Regions from separate parts of the Homo sapiens genome. Here regions 1 and 3 are each linked to region 2. Evidence: chromatin loops called from intact Hi-C (ENCODE). Cell type or tissue: dorsolateral prefrontal cortex. All regions are shown on one strand.

Region 1 (8,000 bases), 230 kb after region 2:
TGATGGGTTTCTAAGCCTCTGCAGAATTTGGGCATCATTTTAATAAAATAGACTTGATGAAGTGAAGCTTCTCAAAATAATAATTTTTAAAACGGTACAATTTTAACTGGGGATATATTTAATCTGTATAGATAAGGGAAACAATTTTTGCAGTCGTCTCATAGATTCTTCTAGAAAAACTCAGAACAAACCAAACTTTTTAGAATTTATTTCACTTTGTTCTTGTTTTATTATTATTATTTTTAAAGAGGCAGGGTCTCACTATGTTACCCAGGCTGGTCCTTTAATTTCTTCCATATGGAAGTCCTTTTATTTCTTCTATAACTAAATCCATTTGGAAGAGGGGGGTGCCACTCATACCTAGTGTCTCAGTGAACAGTGCTAAAAGGGAATTCTGTGATTAAAGAATCATAGAGCTTCTTTTCCCTGTGAAAGCACACCCTCTAAGGCTGTGTCTCAGCATCTCCAGATCTTCACGCTCTGGTGCCTAATAAAAGATCATCGTTATCTCTGGAGGGAATTCTCTCAGGTAGTGAAGGTAGGCAGAAGGTAAGTTTCTAGATACAAATTATATTTGGCCTCGTGGAGATACTAGGAACTGTATATCCAGGAAATGCCTATTCCCTCCTCTTTTCCATAACTGGCCTCAGGCTCGCCCCATTTTAACCCTCTCATTGACATCCAGAGCCGCTACGGTCAAAGAGGAGGCGGCCACGAATTGACCTGAATTCAGTAATAAGCCTATCTAGTCAACCACTTCAGAGTCAGGAGTTGTCTATACAGATAGCCAAGTCTTCCTAGAAATACTGTTACCAAAGAGAGAATCAAATGGAAAAAAGACACAGTCTGTGATCCAGTCGGTATTAAAGAATAAAGGAATACTTGCTGGAATTAACATTTCGCAAACCCAATAAGAAGTCCCTAAAATTAATTTTACCTAAATCCCAGCCCCAAATTTGGAATTGAATGCTAATCCAAAAAGTTATGTTAAATCTCTACTTCCAAAATAATTTTAGAATGATGTGGCCATTTCCACAGGCCTAATATGGCAGCATCTCCCAAGGGCCATCAGAACCAAGTGGCCTTGGAATTGTGCAGTGAGACGAGGACAGCCCCTTGAGACATCCAGATTAGAATCAGTCATAAGGTCCAATCTAGTCTTGGCTGGCCTTGGGGATTCGGGGTTGGGGGGTGGGGGTCACAGGGCATCCACATCTCTGGTAGCATAATTCTTGCCAGGTCAGGTGGTGTGTAAAAAATTATAGGCATGCAGGGTCACTGGAAAATGTTGAGAGCCAGAAAGTTTGGGTTATGATAGTTATGAACAAGGGAAAGTATTTACAATACCCCTTTTGCCCCAAAATAGATTTTAAACACTATACAAGCACAATGGAATGTGTTCATTCATTTCTAACCGGATTGTCTTCTACTCTCATGTTTAGGTCATAGCTATTTCTAGGCTTTCATGTGACAAGACCTTCACAGACTAAATTCAGTGGTGTCACCTTCTGAACAAAGTGGCCACATGCGCTGTGGTTTTCCCTTGTTTATTTTGTCTTGTTTTGTTTTACACAGCCAGTATCACTAGCCTCCTGATCAAGGTTAGTAGATAGAATTCAACCCCGTTCATTTAAAAGAGTGATAAATTTATGCCAGCCCATGATCTCACTCCCCTGAGTAGCAGAATGTGTCTGTGGTGCGCTGTGAAGTCAACCTTCCGGACACAAGTGTTCTGTGTGACCCTGAAACTACACCTGAAAGACAGGATGATGTCGTCATACCAAGCAAGCATTCTGACTGCAACTTAAAGTATTAAGGACAACATATATCCAGAGGTGAAAAGAAAATGAAAATGGCTGATTTATTGTTTTAATTGAGGAAGAGCCTGTAATCCAAATAAACTATGTTGATGGAAAAGACTCACCCAAACGCCAAGGTGAAATTTCCTAATACTTCTGCCAATTTGTTAGCGAATAGATGATGAGGAAGTCTCAGGTGGATTCTACTTGTACAAGGCCAAAAAAGATCTTATTACCAGGGTGGAGGTCAATGATTAACACTGTGATATGAAGTCATATTTCTTGTAAAGCAGCTCTTTGCAGTGTGCCAGGTTTGAGATAGTGTGCACACAATGTGACTACTCAACAATTAACGTGTTTTCCTGTGAGCGAAACTTGGTGAGGAGGGTGGCACATTTCTCTTTCCGCAATGTGAATTCTTACACATATACACACATTCTCTCTCTCTCTCTCTCACACACACACACACACACACACACACACACACACTCCCCACACCCTTCAATCATATATCCCCTTAGAGATGTTCATTACATCAGCCATGCAGAAGGAGAAAGAAAACCCTTACCCACCTGTAGCCACCAGACATGCCCTCTATAAGGCAGCTATTTACAAGACTATGAAGACATGCTCTAGAAATGAAGGGACATGCAAAGGCGTAGAAAGAACAAAAAGAAAATTACACCATTCTATAACTGCCAGGGCTGAGAAGAACAGAATATTAGCTGACATTTCTTAAAATTGTGTTCTGTGTACTGAGTACTTTATATGCTTTATCTTGTTTAATCCTTACATCAACCTCTTGAGGTACAGATTATATTTATTACTGTTTTAGAGATGAAGAAACTGAGGCTCAGAGATGTTCAATGACTTATTTATGGGCACACAAGCCATTCTAAATCACCATGGAATGCAAGTTAAAATATTCCCACCAGCTGGGTGTGGTGGCTCATGCCTGTAATCCTAGAACTTTGGGAGGCCGAGGCAAAAGGATCACTTCAGCCCATGGTTTCAAGACCAGCCTGGGTAACATAGTGAGACCCCCATCTCTATTTTTGAAAATAATAATAATTTTAAAAATACTCCCACCTTCTTCTGGTTTTTTTCTTTTTGAGACAGAGTCTTGGAGTGCACTGGTGCAATCTCAGCTCACTGCAACCCCCGTCTCCCGGGTTCAAGGGATTCACCTGCCTCAGCCTCCAGAGTAGCTGGGATTACAGGCACCCACCACCATGCCCGGCTAATTTTTGTAGTTTTAGTAGAGACAGGGTTTCACCATGTTGACCAGGCTGGTCTTGAACTCCTGACCTCAGGTGATCCAGCTGCCTCAGCCTCCCAAAGTGCTGGAATTACAGGCATGAGCCACTGCACCTGTCCCCATCTACTTCTTTATAGGAGGATGCATGGAATGGCAACTTATCACTGCGTCCAGCCCATAGGAATACAGGCATACCTAGAATACGTTCTGAGCATGCACACATAGATGTACCATGTACAGTCAAGCTAATCTTCCTGTTACCAAAAGTTTTGTCCTTGTGATTGCCTCTAGGCATATTCTAATATTTTTAGCCAGAGTCATCATAAAAAAGAGTCTTTATATGTCAAAATAGCTTTATAGATCAAACTGCATGATCTGAAATGCCGCTTCTCTGTTTGCGAGGGTTAAATGGTTGTCTCAGGCCAGAGTTTAGTTCATATTCTATAAATGGCTCTTACTCCTTGATCTGACTCACTGTATGTATTACAGCAAAGTCACTTACAGATCAAGATTTATTTTTAGAATCTTAAAGAAACAGATTCTACAGGGAGTGTTTGTGTCTGACCACAGACTAATTTGAGTGAAAACATATCTCAGTGAGGAACTTTCTTTCCATTTGATTCCCCTGCCCGTGGCTTAATGATAAGTCTCTTCATGTCATGTTAAATGGTTTTGAATTATTTAACAGCAGAATGACAGAATTTTATGCCAACATCATACATAGCAGAGGAGTTTTGTGGTATGCAAGTAAGAGAATCTTTTTGATTTTGAATAAAATAATGCATCAGAAAACTATGCAGAATATTAACGTTCATAAAGATGGGGGGAGATTGTATAGTCTACTTTGCCACTTTGTAACAGAGATTTTCTCTAAGATCAAAACCCAGGGATATGATAAGAACAATGATGATGGTGATGATGATGGTGGTGATGACAACTTCCTCCATTATCACCTTTAGCAGAGATTCTGGATTCATCCCTTAAATAAATATGACATGCTGCCCTCTACAGGTATTCAACCTAAACCAGATAGTCTGAAGCCGTTACAAATAGATAAAGCACTCTGAAATACACAGACCAATAAGTAAGTGCAAATGAAATATTGAGGCCAATTAAATAAGGAAATCCTTTAGACTCTGCACGTCTAATTTGCGTGAATTCTAAAGCCAAAGAAGAATCAAGCGTTTACTATTTCATTTTAATGTTCTCTTCCAAGTTTTTGAGTGCGTATACTTGAGCCTATCTATGTCAGAAGCAGGGAAGAACAGTTGGGAATTTGTGAACTCATTTTCTGTTTACTCTTGAAAAAGTTAATTGCCCTTTGGTTTGGCTAAGACCTATTTGATAACAGATGCTTAATGAATGATTAATAAGTAATAATGCGTGTGGAAATCCCAAGTTTGTTTGCAATTTAAAAAAGTTGAATTTCATACCATAGGTAGCCAACATTTTTAAAGATTAACAGGCTGTGTACAAAAAGAGGGTCTATCTGGCTCCTTCTTTAAGCCTCCACTTCTGCCTCACCCCAGTAAATCCTCTTGTTACTTTGGTGTCTAAGTTGAACATTTTTCTCAAATTGTACTTCGTTTTTCCTTGTTCCGCCAACAGACGTGAAAAAAAAAAAAAAAAACAATCTTGAAGAACTGATTTCTTATGCCTGCCTCCTACCCTGAGTTTACTCGCTGAACTTCTGTTAATTGTAACTCTTCCCTATAAAAGGAAAGGCTGGCCCAGATGGTCTGACAGCTCCTAGTGCTCACTTTGTGATATGGGTCAGTGAGTGCTTGGAGCATCAGCTTCAGAGCCAGGCAATCCTAGGTTCATGCCCAGTTTCCTACACTGACGTGCCTGGATGACTCTGGGCCAGTTATATAATATCTCTGAGCCTCAGTTTCCCATCAGCAAAATTGGTACAGTAGTATCCACCATGTTGGATTTTTTTTTTTTTTTTTTGGTGAGGATTTAAAAATACAGAGTAAGATAAAAGATTTCATAAGCAGCATTTCATGTAATTCCCATGGCTACATTATAAGGCAGAAACTATTATTAACCCCGTTCTACAGATGAGGAAATGAGGCTTAGGGAAGTTAAGCAACTGAATTCAAGTTACAGGGCTAGTACCTGTGGAGTTGGATTCAAGCCAGGCCCAGGCCCTGCTTTTGACCTCTGTGCCACTCCATCAGACAGCTTTATCCTCTACCCACACATGCTGATAGGACGAACAAAGGATGTTTCATTCTACCCTTTAAGATGGCTCTTTCCTCCATCATTCTGATTTCTTGCCAGACTTTGGTACCTCCAACTACGGGAAGTGCAAAGGACAAGAGAGTTGTTCTCTCCTATCTGCATTCTCAGTGCACAGGAGACATGGAAGGAACTCCAAAAAAAAGGCATTCTACCCCATGTTCTCAGAGTTGACTTATATAGTCAAAAAGAAGAGGGTCCTTGTTAGTGGCTGGAGTTAAAATCCCAAAGCACAGTCCGCCAAAACCTCATCCAGATGCAAGTGTGTGGTCACTGGTCATGCATTTCTGTTTGCTGAATTCCATACAGCCAAGGCAACTGCGTTGCCTTGCTGAAGATCCACAGGGGAAAAAAGTTATGTGTGCTAGGATGAAAAAACATGCAAGCAGAGTTCTCCCTCATTGTCAGGAATGTTTGATACAGCAATGTTTATTCCATGGCCTCCATCCATGGAAAATGTGCTATCAGACTTTAAGAGGAGTAAATCAACACAGGTCTTCCTTATTGGCCACTCATTTTGTTAAAATGACATAATATCATAGAGGATCATCTATTTCAATAAGAACAATTTTCTGAAATTATAATAGTACATGCATTTTAGTGAAATAACTACTGTAAGAGTCTTTTAAAAAGGTATCTAAGTTGTCATTAGGTACCATATGCTTTTCTTCAACTAATTTCTTACACCCTCTGGGAAAAGTTTACGATAATGATATCCTAACAGATTGTTGCCTTTCTTCATTGGAGTACATTCATTTATGAGGTCATTCTATTTGGGTGTGTCATTTTATATTTAACGTATGTATTATTCACATTAAGGTAGTATAATTCATTGTTTTCTGTATCAAGTAGAGATCACTACATAAGTCATTTATTTCTACCTTAAAAGATTGCTTCTTGTCAAATGCTCCACTGGCTTTACCATTCCTGTGATTTGAGTTGTATGATTGTTAATATAAAATATTTAGAATGATTGAAGTGTGGAAGAGTTCAAATTTGAATTGAAAATTTCCTGGTAGTCTCTTGGAAAATAGCACTAATACTCATTGACTGCTGGCTATATGCCCAGGCTTGTTCCAAGTTTTATGTGTGTTAACCCACCCATCCTCACAACAATCCCATGAGGTGTGTTATTATGACTATCCCCATTTTACAAACAGAAAAACCAAGACCTGAGAGGTTAAGTAACCTGCCCGTAGCTAAGGAGCTACTAAGTGCTGTTTCTGGGATTCAAACCCAGGAAGTCTGGCACCAGGATCTGCTCTCTTAACCCCTCCCCTCTGTTGCCACTTCAAACCCTGGGGTGATGGAACAGAATCGATTTTATTGCTTCTAAAGAGCATTTACTTACTCTTTTAAACGAGTGCAAATAGATCGTCCTCTTTAGCCAGGGAGAGAAGGAAGAGCTATTCAAGAAGGGATCTAAACAAGAAGCAAGAACTTGTTCTTTCTCATGCTCCATGGAAAGGCATGGTGAACAAGGCAAACTATGTCTTACTCCCCCTGGTGTTCAGAAAGGGAGCCTACCGGGGGCCCTTCATCAGATTTGGGGAAAGGGGCCCCAGGACGGCTTCAATTTCTTTTCTGTTCCTAGGCTGGAGAAATAAAAAGCAGCCAGGATGTGATACAGGGGTTTTTTTTCTCATCTGTTTTTGCTCTCAATGCTTGCAATGAGTTAGAAACAAGTCGACATCCACTTGCAGCCCTTGACAGACAAAGTTATTAAAATTTCTAATTTCCTAAAATTTCTCCTGTCCTCCACCCCATCCATTCTGCTACGCCCCTGGCCTTCTGCCAGGGTGTCTGGTTTTCCATAATTAAGATGGTGGTTCATATAATCTTTTTTTTCCCTGTCTTCTACCGTGGCTGCTGGGCATCTGTTCCAAAATGTCTATCACAGTTGCCTTGGTATTGTCAGCTTGGAGTTTCTGATAGCCCAGCATTTGATAGAGAAAAATTTAAGATCACCTCGAATTTTCAAGGCAACTTGGGACCTTGATTCCTTTCATTAGATACAATAATACTTGAACCGTTCGTTTGAAAGAGTGGCTCAGCCCTGGCTACCTGTTGCTCTCACTTGGGAGCTTTAAAACAAATACCAGTACTTGGGCCCATCCCCAGAAGGTTTGAATCATTTCTTCTGGGGTGGAGCCCAGGCATCAGTATTTTTTTTACATGAGGTCACGGTTGCAAAACACTGGGCTGAATTAATCTTCTGGCTTAAATTTGAATACCAAGACCCTGAAAGGCCTTGGCTCAGAAATAAGTAAAATTCATTTAAATGACCAGTTGTAGCTCCCATGACCTGCCTCTTGAAATGCAAAAAAGGGTTTTCGCCATGCAGTTATAGTCATTCACAGATTGGTGGGATAGCATGAAGTTCTTCACTTCACACTTTCTAAGGGCCCCCTCTACCCCGCACCCCTGGACCTCCTCTGGCCATATCCTCTTCTTTTCAGCTTATCTTCAGCCTTAGACAAACCTCAGGGCATTCATTAGAAATTATTTTCATGACAGTGGCTGTTGTACTGAGTGTTCAGTAAATAAAAATCTGTATGTGACTTAGTCCAATAAGCAGAGGCTATTGTTATGGTGTGAGGCTGCTTCTATTTCTTATCTGTGAAATAGAAGCAATGATGCCTGCCTTGCCAAATTGTTCACAGTTTATATAATTTATATGAAATATCCTGATCTACCCA
Region 2 (8,000 bases):
TGATCACACCACTACACTCCAGCCTGTGTGACAGAAAGAGACCCTGTCTCAAAAAAAAAAAAGTATGTATATGAGAATGAAAAAAGAGGTAAAATGGTATGAGTTTTTTTTATAATTGGTTTTTAGAATAAAAATATAAATTATTACTAAAACAAAATAACAGACATAGAATGTTAGCACCACATGGTTTCTCAGATATAATGCAGTCACACGAGTTTCTAGATCATTTTTTAGAGTGCTGTGGCTTCAAGGTCACAGCCTGGGAGTGAACCCCGCTGGTAGGAATCATGGTCTCTGGCCTGCACTTCCATCAGAATGGCTCCATCTTATCTGATTTATATATGTATATAAATAGACTTATGTATCTGCCAGTCTAATCACTTTCCTCCCATCTTACATAATATTGTTGCCCACTAATTTGGGGCAACCTTTTTTCACATTCCCAATTTAGACATTAATATTGTTGTTTTATAGTATCAATGTTTCTTTGGATTCACCTACTTATTCGCATTTTCTTTGTCTATTTTCCTTTCTGACATCTCAGACCTTCCTTCTAGAATCATTATCCTTCTTTCTGAAGTACATCCTTCAAATTTCTTTAATTGAGTGGCTTCTGGCAGTAAATGGACTCAGTTTTAGTTTGTGTAAAATGTATTTTACCCTAATACATTTTCTCTATGTAAAATTCTATGATGATCGTTCCTTTACACATTTTGTAGACTTCATGTCATTACAGTCTGGCTTTTGTTGCCGCTGTTGAGAAATCTGCTGCTGGTTTAACTATCCTTATTTTATAGATAATCTGCCTTTTCCTCTAGGTGCTTTCAATATTGTCTTTATGTCTGGTGTTTTGCAGCTTCGTTGATGGGTGTAGGTGTGAATTTCTTATTATTTATACTCCTCAGGACTTGTGCTTTCTGAACTTGAAAAGTATTATCTTTCATCTATTCTCAAAAATTCTATGCCATTTTTACTGGCATTTCTCTAAAACCATCTTCTTAAACTCCAAGTGGACATTTATCAATTTGTGATTCTATTCTCCATTTCTCTTAAGTATTCTTTGCAGTTACCATTACTTTGTTTCCCTTGCTTCTGTTTTGGTTAATTTCTTGAGTGTTATCTTCCAGTTTCCCAATTCTTTCTTTAGTTTTGACTAATGTATTGTTACCCTGTGCTTTTAAATTTAATTTTTAGTTTTTAAAATATCTCTCTGTTCCTGCATTAGTTTGCTGAGGACAATGGCCTCCAGCTCCACCCATGTCCCTGCAAAGGAGATGATCTTGTTTCTTTTTATGGCTGCATAGTATTCCATGGTGTGTATATACCATATTTTCTTTATCCAGTCTATTATTGATGGAAATTTAGGTTGATTACATGTCTTTACTATTGTGAATAGTGCTGCAGTGAATATACACATGCATGTATCTTTATAATAGAATGATTTATATTCCTTTGGGTATATACACAGTAATGGGATTGCTGGGTCAAATGGTATTTCTACCTCTAGGTCTTTGAGGAATTGCCACACTGTCTTCCACAATGGTTGAACTAATATACACTCCTACCATCAGTGTAAAAGCATTCCTTTTTCTCCATAACCTTGCCAGCTTCTGTAGTTTTTTGACTTTTTATTAATAGCCATTCTAACTGGTGTGAGATGGTATCTCATTGGGGTTTTGATTTGCATTTCTCTAATGATCAGTGATGTTGAGCTTTTTTTCATGTGTTTGTTGGTTGAATGTATGTCTTTTGAGAAGTATTTGTTCATGTCCTTTGCCCACTTTTTAATGGGGTTGTTTGTTTTTTTTTCTTGTAAATTTGTCTAAGTTCCTTGTAAATGTTGGATATCAGACCTTTGTCAGATGGACAGATTGCAAAAATTTTCTTCCATTCTGTAGGTTGTCTGTTCGTTCTGATGATAGTTTCTTTTGCTGTGCAGAAGCTCTTTAGTTTGATGAGAACACATGGACACATGTGAAAGAGCAACACACGCTGGGGCCTGTCAGAGGGTGGAGGGGGAGGAGGGAGAGCATCAGGAAGAAGAGCTAGTGGATGCTGGGCTTAATACCTAGGTCATGGAATGATCTGTGCAGCAAACCACCATGACACACATGGTGTCATGTAATAAACCCATGTAATAAACCTGCACATCCTGCACATGGACCCCTGAACTTAAAATGTTTTCAAAAAAGAGAAAAAGAAAGAAAAAAATATGTGGTGTTTTGAGAGTACCTTATTACTTTCTCAGGTTTTTATTTCATATTCGTATTATTTCACTAACATTTTACACTTGGTTATTTTATTCTGCATCATCCATTTCAATATTTCAAATTCTTGAGGGTCTAATTCAGCTGTTGTTTTTGCTGACTCTCAATCATGGAGCCTATTTCCTCATGTACTTTGTACTTTTGGATTTTAAGTTCCTATTCAGCTGTATCTGGAGGAATCCTGCAAGACCTGAGTTGAGGGTGAGTTCCTAAGAGAGAATCTACATCTACTTCTGCCAGGCCCTGCAGGTCACTACCCATCTGAGTCCACATTAGATTAATTTGTTGGCCTAAGGTTTTCTGAATTGCACAGGTAGTATCAATTTAATGCCAGACCTTTGAGGGACAAGCCTGTGGTTATGAATTTTCAGAGAATATGTAATATTCTGACCCAGAGCCCAGGCTGAGAAGATTTCCTCGTTCTCTTTATGTGGTTTCTGTGGAAGTTGCACCCTTCATTATTTTGGTTTTATGTAAGGTCTCGGTTCAATTCCCCATCTTGCTTAGGCCTCAGTGTGGCCATTAAAATCCAAACCTCTTGGTTATCAAGATTGGCAGATGCCTACAGGGCAGCCATAGATTCAGCTAACACCTGCTTTCCAGCCCGTAATGAGCTCAACTATTTGTTTACCCTTCCTTTCTTATGAGCTCAACAATTAAATGGTTGTTTAGTATATTTCATCCAGCATTTCTAGGTACCTAGTTCCAAGTATTTCTCCAGACAGAAGCTTTTCATCATTTTTCTGATGAAGAAACTAAGGCGCAAAAAAATTAGTTGACTCTAACAAGACACAGCAATAGTAGAAAACCAAAACTGAGCCTCTGAACTCCTTGCTTACTTCTTTCTCAATCACGCATAATGCCTCAACTCTTAGAGCTGGCATTTGTTGTATCAGTCCTAATAACTCTTGAGGTATCTCTGAAATCAGTAGTAAATTTCTCCCAAATTATGATAACTTGCTAAAATAAGATGAGATTAAATCATTGTCACAAGGTCATTTGATATATTACAGCTGTGAGATAAGAAGACTGCATCTCTGACTTTCAAGGCTGTGGTGACATGTGTAGAAAATTTAGTTGTAACTATTTCTTCAAGCACATCCTGGTTTCTAAGTTTGAAGCCGAACCACTAATCATGGAGAGGAACTATTTGTAGTAATTAAACAGCCATCTCTTTAGGATTCATACAGGCATAGTTTATCAACAGCGTCAGAGCTTTCTCACATGCAAAAGCCTCACGTTCATTATTTACTGAATATTGGGGAAATAATTTGAAAAATCTGCACATTAGTTATGTATGCATTCTGAAAACAGTGAACACTATTTGCATCTTAAAAAGATCTGAGTAATGCTGTATAATATTGCAACTAGCAAATCTGAGACTAGAGAAAACTAATTTTGAGATTTCAACATAAAGAAAATAAGATGGATTAGGAATTTCAATTGACCTCTCTCAAATGACCCAGTGTTAACAAACCAACAACAACTACGTGCACAAACACACACACACGCACACTAATCCAGGGCTACTGGCTGTGGTTTTATTTTGCTTTGTTCCAAATTCCCAAATCTCCATGTAAAATGGAGACCTCATGGACATTCCAAATTTTTCTTCAATTTAATCTTGTCCTCAGATGGTGTTCACCTTACTTAGCCTTTGTCTTCAAATTCAAGAAAACCAGTTGTGGGTTTAAAACTTCCTGTAGAGGGCGCTATTGATATTGCCAACTATACTAAACTTTTTTTTTTTTTTTTAAAGGGTTCATAAACTACAGTTTCTGCTTAGAAGTCGTTAGATTGATATTTGGGAGTTAAATTTAAACCAAAACTCTAAGCGGACTAGTAACTATTAAGCTGTCTAATACTTTTGAAACAAGCGTCCCTCTGCTGGCTTATTTAATGCAGAAGTCTGAGCGGCCCCTCCCCTCCCCCTTGTATTATTTAATGAACAATTCCTCTTCTGGTCTGTATTAACAATGGTGCTTGGAACTCGGCATCGATAACACACTGTATGCCCTGTTGTGCTACATGTTGAATGATTTGTGTGTCTTTGAGAAAGTCCAGCTTCTCCTCTTAATCTGGTATCCTGGAGGCTCTGTAATTTACTCCTACAGTTCCCGGTCATAACGTATTTCATGTCAAGTAGGAGGGTTTTTTTTTTTTTCAAACTCTTAATAGAGATATTTTCAAACAAAGACAGAGGGCAAAGAGGATCTTCTTAAGATATTAAATGAGAACATAACCATCGCTTATTTGTCTTTTGTATTATTATGAGGCAATTGATGATTGCCTGGGGCTCTGCTGATGAATCAGACTTTTAATAAGTTTCAGCAAGAACGGTGTTCACGGAGATAAGTTAATTAATTGCTCTGCTGTGTGAAAGCTCATGTAGATAGTGTTTTATTCTACTGTGCAGTCCGTTCATAAAAAGGCACACAATTCTTTACTGCACTAATGCTTATCGGCAAACCTTCACAGAAAACATTATTTCACTCTTTTTAAAAATAAACTGTTAATAACCTTATTAAACCAGAAATGAAATATGTTACTGATCACTTGCCAAACGTGGTACTGAAAAGAAATCTTTCCTTTTGGAGCCTCTGATGTCTTGCAGCTAATTGTTTACAAAACTCTTCTAGATACTGACAGAAACTTCTCCCTTTATTACTTTTAACCGTGGGGTTTTGGCAAAGTGCTTCTTCTTCCTCCGCACCACTTGGCTGATTTCAAACCAGAAGAGTTCTGTATTTCTTTTTTACCATCTCTGTATAGCAGCATTTTAAGGGACCATAGGATAAAGACTTGGAAAGTGTCACATTGTAGTACAGTGGGGTTTTCTCCTGATGGCTACAATTTACATGCCAGGAGCCCTGTAAGCCCTCTAGCATTTTCTTGATGCTCTGAAGGAAAAAAAATTTCAAACAGTTCTTAGAGTCTGGAATGCTTTCCCTGGCAATTGACAACAGAGTTCAAGTCAAGTTTATGATTCGAACTCAAACTTAGCGTTTCCTTATGCACTTTTAACTCTTTGAAAGATGGGTTGAATATAATATAATATAATATAATATATGTATAGCACTTTCCTCCTGGTATATTTATTTTACTTTTATTGAATTTTCAAGTCTTTGTTGATAATTGTGTTTTGTAGATATTTTAAAATAGAGAAAACAATCTATTCAGTCTTGTCATCCTAGCACATTGGCTATTCGTTTCTTAGTTTAAAATTATCCACTAGGTAAAACAAATATGTTTGTATCATCGCTCAGTTTTCTGTTCTATTTCAAATTAATATTACATCATAATTTTATCAAAATTTTTTTCACATACGTTGGCATGGTCTTCAGACCTGTGGTAATAATCACACCTCTCTTAACGGGTGGCGTGCTGATCAAATAAGTTCAAATATCAGTAGCCAACACACAGTGTGGCACATAAGCACTTCACAGATGTTTTGCCTTTTCCTCCATCTTTTCTCACTGGTCGTTTAATTGGATTTCATTTGTAGCTACTAATCGGCCGTTATGTGCCATAGAATGAATGTTTTGAAAAGTAATCATGTGAGTAAATAAAACTTGTATTCAAAATGTTTTCATGCTTTCCAATATAATTACAGCGTAAAGTAAATGAAATCAGAGCAACTGGCCATTGAAGAATTGCTCTGTGCCACCACAAACTTTGCTGTGATATAAGATCTACTCCAATTCTGATGGTCAATCACTTGGCATCCCTCAGTGTGCTTTTTGGTGACAGCCACCTATATAATTTGCTTTCAACCCAATCTAAGTATTCCCATGTCCTCTGGGAAGGACTGGATGTGGTTCTTCTCACCAAATATCAGAACAACAAATCAATCTTCCATCTCTGTCTCCTTTTTCCTTTTCTATTTATCCACCCCCAGTGTTCCTTGCTCTTTACCTTCTATGTAATAAGCAGCTATTTTATTTGCTGTTTTGGGGTCTGCTTCCCACTAGCCTTTGCATTCCTAGCCGGGGTCCCTCCAGAGGACATCTCTCCTTTCCTAATGTGGCTGTTCTAGGAATGCCAAAGGGAATTTTTTCACAAAATCCTGTCCTTTGCAGGGACATGGATGGAGCTGGAGGCCATTTTTCTTAGCAATGTAATGGAGGAACAGAAAACCAAATACCGCATGTTCTCACTTGTAAGTGGAAGCTAAATGGTGAGAACACATGGACACAAAGAGGGGAACAACACACGCTGGGGCCTACCTGAGGGTGGACGGAGGGAGGAAGGAGAGGATCAGGAAAAATAACTGTTGGGTACTAGGCTTAGTATTTGGGTGATGAAATAGCTGTACAACAAAACTCTGTGACATGAGTTTGTCTATATGACAAACCTGCACAGGTACCCCTGAACCTAAAATAAAAGTTTAAAAAAATAAAGAAAAATTTCTTTAAAAAAGAGCATGCTTCTCACCATTCTTGATCTAAGGGACTGCTCTAAGCCTCAGCAGATCCTGGTCTCTGGCTGTGGTTGCCTCTTTGATTCTCTTCAAGTGGCTGGGTAATTCTATTAGCTTGGTGTAAAAATAATTGCGGTTTTTGGTATTATTTTCAATGGCAAAAACCGCAATTACTTTTGCACCAACCAAATACATGTTATGCCTTGCTTCTGACAGCCCAGGTTTATGTGGGATTACATGTTATGGGTTTTGCAATATTTGCCTTGTAGGTTTCACTTTGGGGTCTTTCTAATTCACTCTTGACCTTGACTGATGATAGATCAATATTTCCACTGCCTATCTGCCTTTCATAGACTCTTAGAATTTCAGTTTAGAGTGATCTGATAGTTCATCTAGTCAAATCCTCATTTTTATACATATAGAAAAGGAGATCAGGAGGACAGAAGAGATTTTCGAGGTACAGGTTACACCTTAGTCCCGTAACTAGACCTCATCTGTCTCATGACATGATTTCAGCTGTGGTGAGGGCAGGTTTACTGCCACCTCAGACCCTCTTTGTTTACTCAATTGTCCTTTTTAATTAAAGCCATCTCTCTCAACCCACAAAGCAGCAATTTTTTTTTTTTTTGAGACAGAGTTTCGCTCTTGTTGCCTACACTGGAGGGCCATGGTGTGATCTTGGCTCACCGCAACCTCTGCCTCTTAGGTTCAAGCGATTCTCCTGTCTCAGCCTCCCAAACAGCTGGGATTACAGGCATGTGCCACCACGCCTGGCTAATTTTATGTTATTTTTAGTAGAGACGGAGTTTCTCCATGTTGATCAGGCTGGTCTTGAACTCCTCACCTCAGGTGATCCACCCACCTTGACCTCCCAAAGTGCTGGGATTTATAGGCGTGAGCCACCATATCCAGCCATAGCAATGTTTTTAAGTCAAGAAATTTCAAATATTTTTACTGAGTCTGACTCGTCTCTCAAAATCATTGCTTCCTCAGACTGCATTTCACAAAGCAGCGAGCTAAAGGTTTAGATTTTCAAACAACTCTCCCCTGTTTCTTCTCTCTGCTCTATTTCTGCCCATCTCTCTACTCATTTAAACTTTTCTTGGTTACTTTGATATTTTGATGATTGATTGTGGATTCTGGTATCATTGCTTTTTCTTCTAGATCCTAATTACCTGTCCTATGTTCTCACCTAGTCTTATTGTGGTGAAAATTCAGGTCAACTTTTGGCTTCTAGTCTGACATAAAAAGAGCTTGGCAGTCAACACTGCCATCTTCTTAACTGAAGCTCAACAGCTGTCTAACAAAAAACA
Region 3 (8,000 bases), 540 kb after region 2:
GGCAAGCCGGGGAACATTAACTAGGGAATGGATTTTTCAATGATTTCCAATGTCTCTTGTAGTCAACAGTGAAGGGAAGGGAAGGGATGAGACAAATGCAAAGAGACACACACATAACTTTCAGTATCAAACTTTAAAATACATTTCACTCTCAGATAAAGGCTTATTGCGTGTTTATCCTATGCTTTGCTGTGTGCTTTATATACGTGATTTCTTATTTATTTATTTATTGAGATAGGTTCTTGCTCTGTTGCCCAGGCTAGAGTGCAGTGGCACGGTTTTGGCTCACTGCAACCTCTACCTCCCAGGCTCAAGCAATCCTCCCATGTCAGTCTCCCTAGTAGCTGGGACTACCGGCTAATTTTTGTGGGTTTTTTGTTTTGTTTTTTGGTTTTTGGTTTTTGTTTTTTTTTGTAGATACAGGGTCTCACCATGTTGCCCAGGCTAGTCTTGAGCTCCTGGACTCAAGTGATCCCCCCTGCCTTGGCCTCCCAAAGTGCTGGGATTACAGGAGTAAGCCACCGCACCCAACCCGATCTCTTTTAATTACCTTTGTTCTACAGAAAAGATTAAAAAAAAAAAAGAGGTTCCAAGAAGGAAGTAAAGTACCTCAAGTTTACCCACCTGGTAAGTACTGAGCAGGACTTGAATCCAGACCTTGTCTTGCACACCCAAACTGCTCTCCTCGTCCATGAGCCGCCCTGCTTGCTTCCCGGACCCTGACGCTATGATGGCCAGGACCTACCTGTATGTTTATAAACCACTATCAGCTGCTGGCCACTCTAAATAGGTGGCACCTGAGACCAGACGCAAACTCCTGAGAAGCGAGTGAAGCTGAAGCCTGAGGCCCTTCTTCCTCACAGGCCTCTGTGAGTTCTGTGAGGAGTCATCGAGTTTTCCAGAAGAGAGGAAGCTGGGTTGCAATCAGAAAGCATTTCTAATCAGCCATTTTTGGTAAATTGCCTAAAGAGATCTTCATGAGAAAAAGGATCTAAACTTACAAGTCTCCAATAATTTTTTGTGATATCATTTTTCATTCTAAAGAAATGTTCACTTTCCTGCCTAATTTTGTATTTGTAATTGTATATTCTTTTTAAAAGAAATCATATGAGCTTTGGGCTTCACAAAATCAGGATCTCCCCTGCCTGTGCCTTTTTCCAGTGCTTAAACATTTTGCCTCTCATCCCCTAAAAAGCTAAACAATTTATTGTGATCTTGAAGCCATCATTGCTGGGCATAGTCCTGAAATATAGTTTTCCTGCAAAAGGAGAGGGAGGGGAGGAAGAAGGAAGGGAAGAAGGAAGGGAAGAAGGACAGAAATGCACAAGATTATATGTAGAGTTAGTAATTCATTTAATGTTAAGGAAGGAAAGTCACCACCATTACAAGCGCCTCTTTAAAAAAAAAAAAACACCCTTCCACATAGACTGAATCTCGTCTTCTCTTATGAAGGTTCTAAATTCCTAAAGATGGCTTCAGTGGACCATCCAATAATCAGATAAAAGGTCCACATTGCCGTGGACACGACATGGCTAAAGACAGGACCTAGACTTTGTTCCTGGGATTTTGTGGCATATTGTTAACACAAATCACCTGATTACGTTAGCCAGCAATGATCAGTCATGTATTCTTTCGCCTTCATCCTGCTTCTCCAGTTAGAGGGTTTTGAAAATCCCTTAAACAATTCAACCACTTGTTACGGAAGGTTTCCACAGCCTCTTGTCTCCTTTGTCACACAGAAATTCCCCCAAATCATCTTGGCTGCTTACATCTACAGAGCTATAAACGGGATGCGAGTCCTCAGCGGGGAACACCAGAGCCCTCTGAGGGTGGGGAGCTTGGCGTCATACCAACTTCCTGGACCCACACTATCTGGGTTCACTAGTTATACTGATCAGACTGGCAAGTCCTCCTATGGGAAACCTTGTTTTGCGCCCCTCCATAGACATCACCTTTGTTTTTAGGTAGTATTGATCACCCGAGGATTCGGGTTCAGGCCCACGTCATTCTAGGGTCTCAGGGTCAGAGCAAGTAAGGTGATAAAGTAAAAGGGGTTAAATAATCTTATAAACACATATTCACACTGGAGATTTCCATTTTTTCTATTTCTTTTTATGAAACGTTTATGCACGCTTTATGGTTCTAAAACACAGGCTGCTGTTTAAGCCATTCACAGAGATAGAAAAGAAAAGAGAAGGAGAAAGCTTTTTAAATGTGGGGGCAGGGGAAAGCGGTTAGTGGAACTTCATCTGCTGAGTGTTCATACAGAGCAGAAATAAAGAAGTGTGTGTCTATCCTATGAAGCCTATAAATCTTAAGGAAACCCAACTGTTGCCGACCCAAAAGCCTTCTGCAAATTTGCTCTTCACAGTATCTGACCCTCCAGGCTCATTGTTCTGTGTTTTCCTGGATTGATATGGCCTAAAATCAAAACTGCATTCATAGCTCGGAAGTAATTTAATAGCTCTAGTCTAGAATTAAACTTTTTGGTCATTCATTTTGATTAATTGCTAAAAGAAATTCTGGCGCTTATACCCCTAAATACAATTTTATTTTGTGGAAACAGAAAACTTATTCTACAAAGAAGTCAACCTCTATCATAAATTCACCATCCAGGCTTGAGTGGTTTGACGTCTGGGTGCTGTACCTTGGAGACATATAATTGAAGCCCACGTGTAGATGTAGAGGTACTTTTAAAAATTTCCTCCTTGAAGATGACGTTTAACTCCACAGAGTAGCTTTCTTTGTCTTAATTCTCTGGGCTTCCATTTTTAAAAGAAAAAGCTATCCTCAAAGGCTTTATAGGGTTATTAATTACACAATGTCACCTATCGACAGAAGAAAGCCACTGTGACAGTCTCTAGCTGTCTGAAATTTAAGTAGGCTTACCAAAGCTCTTAAGACGACAAACACATGCATTTGTAGGACGGTTCCTGTCCCACTGAGGTTAACTAAATGGTCTGGGGATGGGCAAGGAGAAAGAAGGGGAGCACTTGCAAAGTAGCTGGCTCCACTTTGGAGGAAAAAAATCCTGGGGTTGTTTTTGAGGTCCGGCTGAGAACCAAGAGCAACAACAAATCATCTATATTTTTTTCAGCGCATCATGTCTATTTTTCACGTAGCAACTCCCTTCCGGGCATTCGGAAAACGCTCCTCGTCGGATATTTCTACCCACAGGATGCTCTTTCTGTTTAACATGGAAGTAGCTTTGAATTCTCTCTGCAAAGAAGAGGTCCGGTATCCCGGCGGGAGAAGCAAAGTGCCACTGGGTGCTGGAACGTGGAGGAGAGGGCTCGCAGGAGGAAGGGTGGGGCTTGGGAAGGAAAAAGGCGCGGCTCGGAGGAGAAACCGGCTGCTCACAATCCGCGAAGCCAGAAGTTACCCGGCTCGTGGAACCACGTCCACTTCCCCCAGCCAGTTCCCTCCTGGGTTTCATTCTTAAAAAGCGATTTGTATTGGTGCCTCTCTTCCGTGTGCTACAAAGAGAAGTGACCGCTAGAGGGCAATATGCTGCAAAATAAGAATTTGATCGCACATGAGAAGAGCTGAAATAATAAGCATACAGATAGAATGAAATAGAGGTATTGTGAAGAAGTGTGGTGAGTAGGCTTTCCAATCCCTGTTCTCCATATCCATACACCCCCTCAAATATACACACTTAACTGAATGGCAAAGTATCTGCACTGCAGAAGCTAACCCATCATTTTTTTCTCTCTCTCTCTTAGTTTCTGAGAGTTGGGAGGAGTTTTAGGGAATATTGAACTCCTCGACATCAGAACAGGGTAGTTTCTGGAAGCTTTCACCGTTCATAAGCCCAGAGTATAAGATCAAAGTAGTGGTTCTCAACCGGGGGCCGGGAGGGGAGGAGGGGAGTTTGCCTCCCAAGGAACATTTGGCCTTGTCTGGAGAGATTTGTGTTTGTCACAGCTTGGGGGATGGGGTGAACATAGATACTACATAGATACTAGCACCTAGTGGGTAGAGGCCAGGGATGTCACTCAACATCTTACAATGCATAGGACAACCTCTAATAACAAAGAATCATCCCCTGCAGATGTTCATAGTGCCAAGGTTTGACCAGGGTCAAACATGAGTGCACAGCTTGTAGATGCATTTCCATCCAGTGAGGGTGTGGTTCAGTCCTCAGCACTTCAGCTCTTCTCAGTGTTGACAGGCATCTCCTATGCATTGTGCATCTTTCCCCTAAGTAGACCTGCTCCATGTGATTGAAATGTGTTGCCGCAGGTAAGCTGGTCTTTCAGATTCCTGCAGCACAGAGACCCATTTACTGCAAGGCATCTGCCCACTAGGACCCGGACTGGCAGAGCCTTCTGATGTGGATTCCCCAGCCCACCCTTAAGGGAGCCTCTGGGCACTTTAGTCAGGGACCTGGCTTCCTCCACTTACTAGTTGTGTGATCTTAAACAAGTCTTTCAGCCTCCTCTGTAAAATGGTGATGATAATGACACCTACCTCCTGGGGTCTTGTAAGGAGCAAATGAGCTCACAGGTAGAAAGCCTGGTAGGCCCATAAGGGCGTAGGCATTGTCTTCTCTTTCTCCCATAGTACATGATTCATTCTTTGTTTCCCTTCTAAAGGACTTAGCCCAAAGGCATGTGCCACATCTGTCCTTGTCTTATCACATTTAATTTTTTTTAAAAAATCTTATTTTAATGGGTCATTACTGCATACTTCATCTTTGTCTTATTATTATTCAATTATTCTGTCCAGAGACAGTACAGGGTGATGATCACAAATTCAAGACCCAGCCTGCCTGAAACTGAATCCTGTTTTGCCCCTCCCTAGACAGCTGATCTTGAGCGAGTTATTTAACCTCCTTGAACCTCAGTTGTCCCCCCTCTAAAATGGGTGTGATAACAGTACCCATCATTGTACAGATTAAATTAATTAATATTGGAAAAGTACTTGGAACAGTGCCTGGCACATAGTAGTACTAAATAAGATATAAATAAATGAAAACGATGGTGATGAGATTCATACTATTTCCCCCAACACCTAAAAATCCAACCTAAATGCACCAGAATAACAACTGATGGGATGGCTGAAGCTAAACTTACAATGCCAGGATTCCAAGGTCATTCATCTACAGGTAGGGGGCTTGAGGAAGAGAGCTTCTTTTGCATCTGAGAACATCCATAGTGCAGGAGCCACATCTGGCCCAGTCCTGTAATTTTACTAAGAAGGCAACTCGAGCACAGAGTCAATGGTGCACAGTAGGGAAGCAGGACCAGAACCTGCCAGTCAACACCACAGCTCACTCCTTTTGGCCTACATTGAGTTGCTTCAATCAATAACCACGGTACTGATCTGACACTGTTATTAACCTTCTCTGTGACTTGCAATCCGCTTCCCCATATCCTGCAATGGTGTGGTGTGGCTTATCATTTGCCCTCTGAGAATATTTGATGCCTCAAGGGACACTCAATTCAAAGTACCTAGAAAATACTAGCTGGGTTTTTAATTCTTCTACCAGTAGACTGGACTTCACCTTGAATAGAATACCACTAATACCACTGAAGGAAAAATTTAGAGGAAATAACATCAAAGAGTGAACACTACACAACTATGTTATTACAGAATTTTTCTCAAAAAATCTGCTGCCCTTCAAGGGTCACTCCTCAGATACTCACCCCATTAGCACCTTATAGTTACGTAGATGTGTTTCTTACACTGTGTTGTAACTACAAGTTTATTTTTCTTCTCATTCTATGAAATTTTTTTTTTTGAGATGGAGTTTCGTTCTTGTTGCCCAGGCTGGAGTGCAATGACACTATCTCAGCTCACTGCAAACCTCTGCCTCCCAGGTTCAAGCAATTCTCCTGCCTCAGCCTCCCTAGTAGCTGGGATTACAGGCATGTGCCACCATGCCTGGCTAATTTTTTGTATTTTTAGTAGAAATAGGGTTTCTCCATGTTGGTCAGGCCGGTCTCGAACTCCTGACCTCAGGTGATCCACGCACCTCAGCCTCCCAAAGTGCTGGGGTTACAGGTGTGAGCCACCGCGCCCGACCATTCTATGAAATCTTAAAGGCAGGACATTTGTTGTCAACTCTGTCCTCAGTAGCCCAGGCACAGTGCCAGGTGCACAGTCAGTCTTCATAAATGTTTGCTACTGCTTTGGATGGTGACACCACAGTCACCACCACAGGAAGCAGATTGCAAGTCACGGGCGCAGGCCCAGTAGGGCAGCATTTTCCCAGAGCGTGGCATGTGGACCATGGCTGAGATGATTTTAGGTGGAAAGAGATTGATTTTAGATAGGACATGGACAAGGTATAAAACAACATTGAATCATGTAATGAGAAAGTTATTCCTTACCCAGTGATCCTTCAACATTTCTGATTTCTTTCTTTTTTTTTTTTTTTTTAGACGGAGTTTTACTTTTGTTGCCCAGGCTGGAATGCAGTGGCGCAATCTCGGCTCACTGCAACCTCTGCCTCCCGGGTTCAAGTGATTCTCCTGCCTCAGCCCCCCGAGTAGCTAGGATTACAGGTGCCCGCCACCACGCCTGGCTAATTTTTGTATCTTTAGTAGAGATGGGGTTTCACCATGTTGGCCAGGCTGGTCTTGAACTCCTGACCTCAGGTTATCTGCCCACCTCGGCCTCCCAAACTGCTGGGATTACAGGCATGAGCCACCGTGTCTGGCCAACATTGCTGATTTCTTCAGGGAGAAAGTCTCTGGTGGTAATATGTCTTAATCTCTCTCTCTCTCTCTCTCTCTCCTATCAACATCTTTTGGACAAACTAAATACACCTGAGGCTGAAAGCCAAGAATGTTTAGCAGATAAAAATATCTACCTAGAATTTAACACATTGTTCTCAATACATCTCTTTATGACCATCTTTTCTGCACAGCAAGTGGTAACATCAGTCTTCATTTCCCATCTCTGGGTAAGGCAATTGTGCTCAGCAAATACCCCTGGTGTGCACCTCCACTTCCAGCCCCTTTGCACTTAGGGGGAGGGTCATGTGACTGGTCTTCACCAATGAAATGGGGTGGAAACCTATATAACCTCTGGTCTAAGGCATTGACGAGCAGGTGCACAGCCCTCCAGTCATTCTTCCTCTGCATCAGTGGCCCTGGAGGTCACATTTTGAGATGGTGGCATTATACAATGGAGTGAGCATGGATTTAGGCATTGCCATCTGTCCCCAAGAAAAGCTGCCCTGGAAAGTCATCTGACTTGCATTGGATTTCACATGAATGAAAACTAAACCTTTTTTATTTTAGTTTATTTTATTTTACCTTAAGTTCCAGGATAAACGTGCACAATGTGTAGGTTTGTTACATAGGTATACATGGACCATGGTGGTTTGCTGCACCTATCAGCGCACCATCTAGGTTTTAAGCCCGGATGCATTAGCTGTTTGTCCTAATGTTCTCCCTCCCTTCATCCCCCTATCCCCCGACAGGCCCCAGTGTGTGATGTTCCCCTCCCTGTGTCCATGTGTTCTCATTGTTCAACTCCCACTTATGAGTGAGAATATGTGGTGTTTGGTTTTCTGTTCCTGTGTTAGTTTGCTGAGGATGATGGCTTCCAGCTTCATCCATGTCCTTGCAAAGGACATGATCTCATTCCTCTTTATGGCTGCATAGTATTCCATGGTGTATATGTACCACATTTTCTTTATCCAGTCTATCATTGATGGGCATTTGGGTTGGTTCCAAGTCTTTGTTATTGTAAATAGTGCTGCAATAAACATACGTGTGCATGTGTCTTTCTAGTAGAATGATCTATATTCCTTTGGGTATATACCAAGAAATGGGATTGCTGGGTCAAATGGTACTTCTGGTTCTAGATCCTTGAGGAATGGCAACACCTTCTTCCACAATGGTTGTACTAATTTACACTCCCACCAACAGTGTAAAAGCATTCCTATTTCTCCACAGCCTTGCCAGCATCTATTGTTTCTTGACTTTTGAACAATCACCATGGTATCTCATTGTAGTTTTGATTTGCATTTCCCTAATGATCAG

Evidence for each region. Hi-C counts contacts between places; a loop is a spot of excess contacts. Peaks named below come from ENCODE experiments on the same cell type or tissue, not always from the same donor. Only the 100,000 strongest peaks of a DNase experiment are listed, where the experiment ranks them.
Region 1: it touches region 2 in a loop (4-fold over the local background); 71 of 110 quality-filtered maps call a loop at or near these places.
Region 3: it touches region 2 in a loop (2.5-fold over the local background); 11 of 110 quality-filtered maps call a loop at or near these places.

Annotation. Positions count from the first base shown.
Region 1 is chr7:28,620,007-28,628,006 of GRCh38, forward strand. All of the region lies in intron 5 of CREB5 (cAMP responsive element binding protein 5), which reads left to right. Among named protein-coding and RNA genes, the nearest start is that of CREB5, 210 kb to the left of the region's middle. In dorsolateral prefrontal cortex, CTCF peaks have their summits at 4,062 (motif pointing left), 4,264, 6,822 (motif pointing left) and 7,023; no DNase peak of the experiment used is centred here.
Region 2 is chr7:28,385,627-28,393,626 of GRCh38, forward strand. It overlaps a transcript of CREB5 not described here. Among named protein-coding and RNA genes, the nearest start is that of CREB5, 23 kb to the right of the region's middle. In dorsolateral prefrontal cortex, CTCF peaks have their summits at 3,970 (motif pointing right) and 4,173; no DNase peak of the experiment used is centred here; H3K4me3 peaks cover 1,106 bases; H3K27ac peaks cover 943 bases; H3K27me3 peaks cover 669 bases.
Region 3 is chr7:28,923,710-28,931,709 of GRCh38, forward strand. No RefSeq gene overlaps it. Among named protein-coding and RNA genes, the nearest start is that of TRIL, 31 kb to the right of the region's middle. In dorsolateral prefrontal cortex, CTCF peaks have their summits at 3,494 (motif pointing right) and 3,694; a DNase peak (open chromatin) is centred at 3,402; H3K4me3 peaks cover 915 bases; H3K27ac peaks cover 489 bases.